2 separate regions of the Homo sapiens genome follow, and region 2 is linked to region 1. The links are chromatin contacts, found by Hi-C or POLR2A ChIA-PET in ENCODE. All regions are on one chromosome and are shown on one strand. The core of a region is the stretch at or near the end of the contact, and the rest is flanking DNA. Distances in the headings are between cores, read along the strand shown.

Region 1 (3,965 bases), core at 667-3,166:
TCAGTTGGGATTCTCTGGGTTGCAAAGTGACAATGCACTACTGTTAAACTGGCTTATGCAATAAGATGGACCATCTCACATATCCTGAAGTCCAGACTCTGCATCAGAATAAAAGCTTCTCTTCCCTAGGACTCTCTTGGCCTTGCCCTCCCTTCTGTATTTGCTGCATCCTCAGACTGGGAGCAAGATGGCTGTTGCAATTCCAAGCATTGCCACCAAACATATCCCAGCAAAGGGGGCAGACTGTTTTGCAAAGTAAAGAGACCATTTCCTGAAAACCCCTCTCTGCCATAGGCTTCCCCTTTAGTTTTTCAGGCTGGACCTGCCCAAACCGTCACTGGCAAGAGGAATGAGACCACCATAATGGACTTGGACCAAACAAGACTCACTCCATGAGACCACCATAATGGACTTGGACCAAACAAGACTCACTCCTGGAAATGGGCTGGGGTCAGCCTTCCTTGGGTCACTTGGGGAAGGGGGCCACCTGACCAAAATCAGGGCTCTGCCCATAAGAAAATGTTGAGAAACTGCTGTTGCATGAGCAACCAACTATTTTTCTCGCAATGATGGAGATTCTGGGCCAGATGAGGGTGTGATGGAGAAAGTGTTAACCATAGAGAACTAAACTGAGAGCTTTTTCATAAACTGTACCTCAATAAAGTTTAACACCAATGAAGATATTTCTGGAGGAGGCAGAAACTGGTAGCCACCCTCTATGGCTCATTTCCCTCACCCCCGTATCCAACCATCACCAAATGTCACCGTGTCTGTACTTGCAATACCCTAGTCTTCTCTCCTTACCCACTGCTGAGGCCCCAGTTCGGGTCTCACCTCCTGCAGGCACGATGACAACAGCACCTTAGGGGTGCCCAGTCTTTCCTTCCTCCTGCAACCCAGGGCGTTGATGCGGTTATTCAGCTACACACCTTTACTGTGTGCTGAGTGCTGTGCATCCGCAGACACATTGGAAAAGCTCCCTGTCTTCTTCACCTTGCAGATGGTATAATGATTATCTCCAAGACTTCCTGAAACCCAATCGGACCAGGTCATTCCCTTGCCTGAAAGCCCCATGCCTTCAAGAAATTCTTTACCATGACCCACAATGCCCTCCAGCCCACCCAGGCTCCTTCTCCACCCCACCCCCAACAGTACAGAATTACTAGCACTTCCTTCACTGCGCCCTCCCCTTTCACGCCTCTATGCTTTTGCACAGGCTGTCTCCTCTGCCTAGAAATCCCTTATCCCCTCTCCATCTGGCACACAAGACAAGTTCTCCTATTACTTTTTCTCCCTCTCTCCTGCTCCACCCCTCACCGCCTTACACACACACACACACACACACACACACACACACAAATACAGCACTCCAGAATTGTTTGCCAATGGAGGCAGCCTCCGGGGCCAGATGTTAGCCAGGGCTTTCCAAACTTCTCCCCAAGCACTCCTTAAGAAAGTGAAGAGGAAATGGGACCCCAGGGCTTAGGAGTGTGAGGGCCTTGAACTCGCTCTAAGCAAGCAGGGCATTTCAAGAGTTTTATCTTTATATTTTATGCAGAAGTTGTATTCCAAATATATTCTTGTTCGTTTTAATACAAAATATGATTTTTTCTACATCTTCAAATCGATGATCCAGAAAGATGCTCCTTGTTTATTTGTTGTGCTCTCAAATTAGCTGCTCCGCCTCGCCGCGGGGACCCTAAGCGAGACCTGGATGCAGTTCCAAGTACACACCCCGAAGGAACAGCTGGGCTTCGCTTCCCTGGGAGCTGGAGGATGGTGGGGGTGGGGCGGGGTCAACCGGCTGGTGGCCCCGCCCCTCCCCCGCCCGCTGCGGGGGCGGAGTTGCTTGGGTCCCGCCCACGGGGGCGGGGAGGCAGCCGCGGCCACCGGCAGCTCGGATTCGGCTGGTTCCGGGTTGAGAGGCTGCGCTGGACCGAAGCGGTGGCTGCTAAGCTCGCGGGGGTAAGGGGTCGCGCTGGGCCAGGGTTTGGGGCCGGGATCCGGCAGCTGAGCGGGCCGGCACCCCTCCTCTTCTCTGCCGGTCACAGCCAATGTACGGCTCGGCCTGGCTGCCCCCTCCCCCAGGATTCCCCATCCCCAGCTTCTCGCCCTCCCCGCACCGCCCCCACCCCGGGATTTCGACCCCCTTAAGGGCTCCACCCCGCTCCGGGATCCCCTTCTCCCAGCTCCTATCCCTTAGGACTGCCCCGCCCCCTAGAACCTCCCCGTCAGGATCTCCGTCCCTCAGCCGCTCACAGCCTCCTCCCAGCGCCCATCGCCTTGAGCTGCCCACTACCTCTAGACTGCCCTCCCGGGCTGGCGTCCCACGGAGTCTCAGCCGCGCACCCCTTCCTCGCGTTACCCTCCTTCCGGACAGCACCCCCTCCCTTCTCCGGTAGCTCCTACCCCTGCCTGTGCGGGCCTCGTCCCCGCGCCCAGCCCTCGGTGCTGCCTCCGACAGCGCCGCGCTCTCTCAGCCGCCCCCCTGCCCCTCGGGCCCCCCTCTCTGCTGCCCCTGGCGCCATGGCGTGCAGCCTCAAGGACGAGCTGCTGTGCTCCATCTGCCTGAGCATCTACCAGGACCCGGTGAGCCTGGGCTGCGAGCATTACTTCTGCCGCCGCTGCATCACGGAGCACTGGGTGCGGCAGGAGGCGCAGGGCGCCCGCGACTGCCCCGAGTGCCGGCGCACGTTCGCCGAGCCCGCGCTGGCGCCCAGCCTCAAGCTGGCCAACATCGTGGAGCGCTACAGCTCCTTCCCGCTGGACGCCATCCTCAACGCGCGCCGCGCCGCGCGACCCTGCCAGGCGCACGACAAGGTCAAGCTCTTCTGCCTCACGGACCGCGCGCTTCTCTGCTTCTTCTGCGACGAGCCTGCACTGCACGAGCAGCATCAGGTCACCGGCATCGACGACGCCTTCGACGAGCTGCAGGTGCGCTACCCGGCCTGCCTGGGGAAGGGGCGGGGCCGGGCTGGAGGTGGGGCCGGGCGGGGGGTGGGGTCAGGGCTGGACCGCGGGCCAGGCCCAGTCAGAATGGTCCTGGGGCGGGGCCGCCAGCAAGGTCAGGGCCCTATCAGGAGTAACGCGGGGCAGGGAGGGGCGGGGCCGCCGCATGGCGGGGCCGTGGGGGCGGGGCCTTGGGCAGTCCGGACCCTGAGGGATCTGAGACAGACCTGGAGTACCGGCTGGTCCGCGGTTAGGGAGAAGTCGGGGATGCGGATGGGATGGCGGAAACAAGTGAGATCAGAACTGGACCAGATACTGGGCTGGGGCAGGGTTGTGGACGAACCGGAATCAGAGTTGGGCAAAGGCAGGGCCACTGTCAGACTGAGGGCGAGGTCGCGAGGATGGGTCTGTATTAAACCGGGTAGCTGAGCTCTGGCAGGCTGGGGGTTCTGTGGGGGCGGAGACCGGATCAGATGTGCATCAGGACTAAGAGGAGTACGGGGGCTAGAATGTGCTGGACAGGTGAGGGTGAAACCTAATAGAGTGGTATAAGTTAGGGTGCCAAAGTGCTGAGAGGGCAGGTTTGAGTACCGAGGGTTAGGCCAAGGTGTATGAGGGGTTAAGACTGAGATCAGGTCCGGATACTCTACAACAAGTTTAGATTTAAGCCAGAGTAGAGGCCAGGTTGAGTGGGGCCAGGACTTAAAGGTAAAGATTTGGAGAATAAGGCCCAGATGTAAGGTGATTCAAGAAGGGAGGGGCTAGACCTCTAGGAGTCTCTAGAGGTTTTTGATGACCTCTTTGGCTCTGTCCCCCACATCAGGACTTTTGAAGACTAAGTGAAACGGTACATGCAGAGTGACCTGAGCATAGTTGGCATAGAACTCTAATCGGTCTCCCTTAAGACTTCCTGTCTTCACTGACAAACTCCTACTCAACTTTTATTGAGCCTTGCTCAAATATCCTCTCCGTGAAGCCTTCTCCAAGTTCCACTGGTCAAACAAACAAACAAACAA
Region 2 (3,965 bases), core at 483-2,982, 290 kb after region 1:
GGCCTGGAGGCTGGGAGAGGTGAGATCTCCCAGCAGAGTCACACAGCTGACACCTGGCTCTCCTAGGGCCCAGGATGAGTCTTGAGGGAGGGGCAGGGGTGTCTGGGCTCGCACTGAGGGCATTGCAAAGGTCAGGCCTGGCTCTTGCAGTGGAGTGGGTAGTGATGCCCCTTTGCCCCCAGAGAGCCTTCCAGCCCTCACCTCCTTCCATTTCCCGGATGTCCTGGAGGAGGAGACCCAGGCTGAGAACCAGTGGGTCTGGCAGCCTCCTGTGTCTCTGCAGATGCGGGAGAACCCAGAGCTGGTGGAGGGCCGTGACCTGCTGAGCTGCACCAGCTCTGAGCCTCTGACCCTCTGAGAGATGATGTCCTGCCCAGGCCCGATGGCCACTAGGACCCTGCAAGCAACTCTGCTCTGTGACCAGGCCAGGATTCCTGGAGCTGGCCTGAGAGGGCTCAATGGACCCTCGGGGACCCAAGTGGGGCTTTCAACCCTCTCCCCCACCACCCAGCCCACTGCACTGAAATGAGACTTTATTCTGAAATTATTAAAAAGAACAGAGATGCTCCATTTGGCTGCATGCAGGGGGGGCGGTTGGGGGGACAGAGGGGAGGACAGGGGCTCAGCCAGGGGGACCGTGTCTCTTTCCCACGCAGGACACTGTGCATGGGGCTCTGGGTGCATCTGCCCATCTGTCTATGGGCCTGTGTGTGTGTGAGAGGCCAAACACAGAGAGCTCCGTGGGTCTGTGTGTATCCAAGTGCTAAAAGGCAGGCTGGCTTTCTGGGGCCCACAGCTGGCGGGCTAGTATCCTGGAAGGTTTCACTTGGTGGCTTGGCCTAGGGACCAGCAAGGGCTGGGGTGGGAAGGGTGGCTCAAGGAAGCCTCTTTCTCCAACTCCACACCCCTAGAATCCTTCTCTCCCCTCCAGATAAAAAGTCTCCTCCCCTGGGCATGACTCCCCCCACCCCGCAAGCTGAGACCTGCAAGAAGGGGACTGCCCCTTTGGGGGAGGGGTCGGGCCTTGGGGCTGGTGGGTGGGTAAGGGGGCCTGACTGAGGGGCAGACCAACCCAGCCTGTGTCTCTATTGTTGCCTCTGGGATTGGGGGGTGCTAACCGCTTACTTGCTTTGGCCTGGGGGTACCGCAGGGTTCCCTTTTCCGGAAGCCCCCCACAGGGCAGACCCGGGGAGAAGGGCTTCCCCAATCTGGCCCCCAGCCAGAATACACACAAGGGAGTGGAAGCTAAGAGCCGGGAGGGGGCCGGTGAAGGGAGGGAGGAAGGGGAACCTGGCTCCTCTCAGAACTGGGAGGCGCTGCTGGGGTCGCACTGCAGCAGACGCACGATGGACGGGTCGCTTTTGGCCCCGCGGATGAACTCCTCCAAGGACAGCTTGCCTGCAGGGCGAGGGGAGCGGTGATGGGGGAGGAGGCGGCAGCCTAGCGAGGGGAGGCGGAGCGGGAAAGGGAGGCAGGGAGGGAGGGAGGGAAAGGCGCCCGCCCCGTCCACCCCGTCCCGCCCCTGCCCCTCACCGTCGTTGTTTGTGTCCATTTGGCGGAAGATTTTCTCAGTCCTCTTTTCCGGGGTCGACTCGTCCTCCGGCATCTTCATCACGGACGAAACCATCTTGTAAATGGCCTGGGGGCGGGAGGGGAGGCGGGGAGTGAGAGGAGCCTGCCCGAGCCCCCACCCGCAAGATTCAGAGGCGCCCCCGGGCTCTCTGACGTTTGCTGCCCCCGCCTGGGCAAGGTGGAGTGGGGAATCACGGAGGCGTGGGGAGCCGAGGGCTTCGGGAAGGCGTGTCCGGGAAGGCCTCCCAGAAGAGAGGGCTATCGGGCGGGCCCTGCCGCGCTCCCTTGGAGGGCTGGGTGGGAAAGGAGCAAAGGCGCCGCAGGTGGAAGCTCCGAGCGGGCGCAGGGGTCAGGAGAGATGTTGGAGGACACCGGGGCCCGACAGTGGAGGGCCTGGAGCGGCGGGCTCAGGAGCGCGTGCCCCGGGGCACGCGCGTCGGGGGTAAGTACCGGGCTGGCACCCGGGCCCAGGGCGGCCCGCGCTCGGTGGTCGAAAGGGGGCGCCGGGCCAAGGGGGCGGCACTGCGCTGCGGGGCCGTCTGCTGCCGGCAGGGGGCGCGGCGCGGGCTGGAGGGCCAGAGGCAGCTGGGCCCAGAGGGGCGGGGAACAGTATGCAAATGAATGCAAATGAGCATCTGCAGCGGGCAGGGACCGCCAGGCTTGGCTAGGCTGGGCTGGGCAGAGGGCGGCAGCCGCCACGTGCAGTAGCTCCCGAGGCGACGTGAAAGAGAGTTCTTGCGCTAAATGTACAGAGCACGTAGGGCTTGGCCTGTAGCCTGGGTCGCAGTGCCTTGGAGCTCAAGGACCGAACCTGTCTCCTCAATCTTCCAGCTTTACCCGACCGACACTTCCTCCAAGAAGCCTCCCTTCTCCCATCCCATAAACTTCTGCTGCCTCAGATCCAGCTTCAGCCTCCACACTGGTCTCTTCCAGCCTCTGTCCCTCGGGTCTGTCCCCCATGCTGCCTCTGAAAGCTCTTTCCGAACACAGATCTCCACTGTTACGTCCCCAGCCTGCACACCACCCCCTCACTCCCGTCACACACAGGCCTCCTCTTAGGCCCGCCTTGCACCCAGCTCCTGCTGCTGCTTCCCACTTCTCCTTGGGGCTCAGTTTACAAGCTGTTTTCTTAGCGAGGTCTTCTCCAACCCAGGCTGGGTCAGGGTGCATATGGGCCCAGAGCCTGGCGGACTTTTCCTTTGCAGACATCTCTCCAGAAGTAATTATGTCTTTGCAGGGTTGTTCCTGCAAACATGGACGTCTAGCTAATGCCCATATCCCCAGAACCTGGGACCAGGCAGGGACTTCCCTATTTAAAAGCCATTGGCACTTCCCACTGCCCTCTGTACCAAGTTCAAACCATTCAGCCCTTGGGATTTAAGACGCTTTACAATCTGTCCACTGCTGACCCTCCTCCATCAGGTCTCCCCTGGCTGGGTGATTCTGCCAACAGCCAAACACCCCTGGCCCTTCAGATTCTCCAGCATTTACAGTCTTTGCCTGGAATAACGATACTAAGTACCACTTATCAGGGGCCCGCTCTGTGCCAAGTACTTCACATGCACTATTTCTAAACCTCACGCAAGCCCTGAAAAACAGGTATCATGATCCCCATTTTCCAGATAAGAAACTGAGGCTCAGAAGGAAATTGATGGCAGAGACTCGATTTGTACCTGTTCCCTCTTAGCTGCTGGAGGGATGCTTGGGCAGTGTGGGGTGGTGATAATCAGCAGGGCCTTTAGCATTAGACCCGGTCTGTAGTAACTGCTCAATGAATGGTAGCCACAGTTGTGACTGGATATCACTACCTGTCTGACCAGCACATGAATAGAGGGGTCTGGTAGTCTCAAGTTTCTAAAGTTAGATGGACCTGGAGTGGTGTCCTGGTTGAACTACTCACTAACTGTGTAGCCTTGGACATATATGTATCTGTGAGCCTCAGTTTCCTCAGATTAAATGAGATTATGTGTGAGGAACCGTGGCTGGCTAGAGTGGGTGGTCAGTAAACAGCAGCTCATATTATAGTCATTATTCATCCTCCACATCCTCAAGTCTTCCCTGCCACTCAGTAGTCCCCTGGTTCCCAGATGACACCTTTACACCCCTGTCACTGAGCTTGTCAGTGTGACCTACACATCTGTCTCCCCCACCAGAGTGGGAGCCCCAAGAGGCGCAGTCTCTTCCTCTCCAGTGTGTCCATTACCTGGCAGAGGGCTGGGTCTTGAGAAGAACTGGGCCAGTGACCAGTAACCCTGTGATAGCCTTCTCCTGGGCCTCCTAACTAATTGTCTGGAATTGCTGCTTACTCATGGTTTCATGGGAGCCAACTTGTCATTAATCAGGCACTGGGGCTTGCAGAGCTCTGTGTGCACCAGCTGTCTGGGGCCCCCGGG

What was found. A loop is a pair of places that touch in the nucleus more often than their neighbours do. ChIA-PET counts read pairs that join two places held with the same protein, here RNA polymerase II (POLR2A). Pooled maps may share reads with other maps.
Region 2: a loop to region 1 is called in a pooled map, with 2.5 times the contacts of the local background. The contact joins the enhancer-like site here to the promoter of TRIM62 in region 1. A Hi-C loop is called at or near these places in 2 of 50 pooled maps. POLR2A ChIA-PET finds 5 or more read pairs at or near these places in 3 of 52 experiments (CD8-positive, alpha-beta T cell, CD8-positive, alpha-beta memory T cell and H1).

What each region holds. Positions count from the first base shown.
Region 1 is chr1:33,179,994-33,183,958 of GRCh38, reverse strand. It overlaps TRIM62 (tripartite motif containing 62), which reads left to right and starts at 1,916. Exons shown (of 5, transcript NM_018207.3): 1 at 1,916-2,934. The coding sequence starts at 2,527. It also overlaps a transcript of ZNF362 not described here. RefSeq lists silencers at 1,742-2,051, 2,282-2,351, 2,942-3,141 and an enhancer at 3,224-3,393.
Region 2 is chr1:32,891,198-32,895,162 of GRCh38, reverse strand. HPCA (hippocalcin) reads right to left here. Exons shown (of 4, transcript NM_002143.3): 3 at 1,534-1,639; 4 at 517-1,398. The coding sequence ends at 1,301. It overlaps TMEM54 (transmembrane protein 54), which reads left to right. Exons shown (of 6, transcript NM_033504.4): 6 at 284-568. The coding sequence ends at 358. Among named protein-coding and RNA genes, the nearest start is that of HPCA, 6.7 kb to the right of the region's middle. RefSeq lists a silencer at 1,991-2,170. Within about 2 kb of position 1,732, at least 5 of the 41 ENCODE cell types and tissues checked have a DNase peak (open chromatin) inside an H3K27ac peak, as active enhancers do.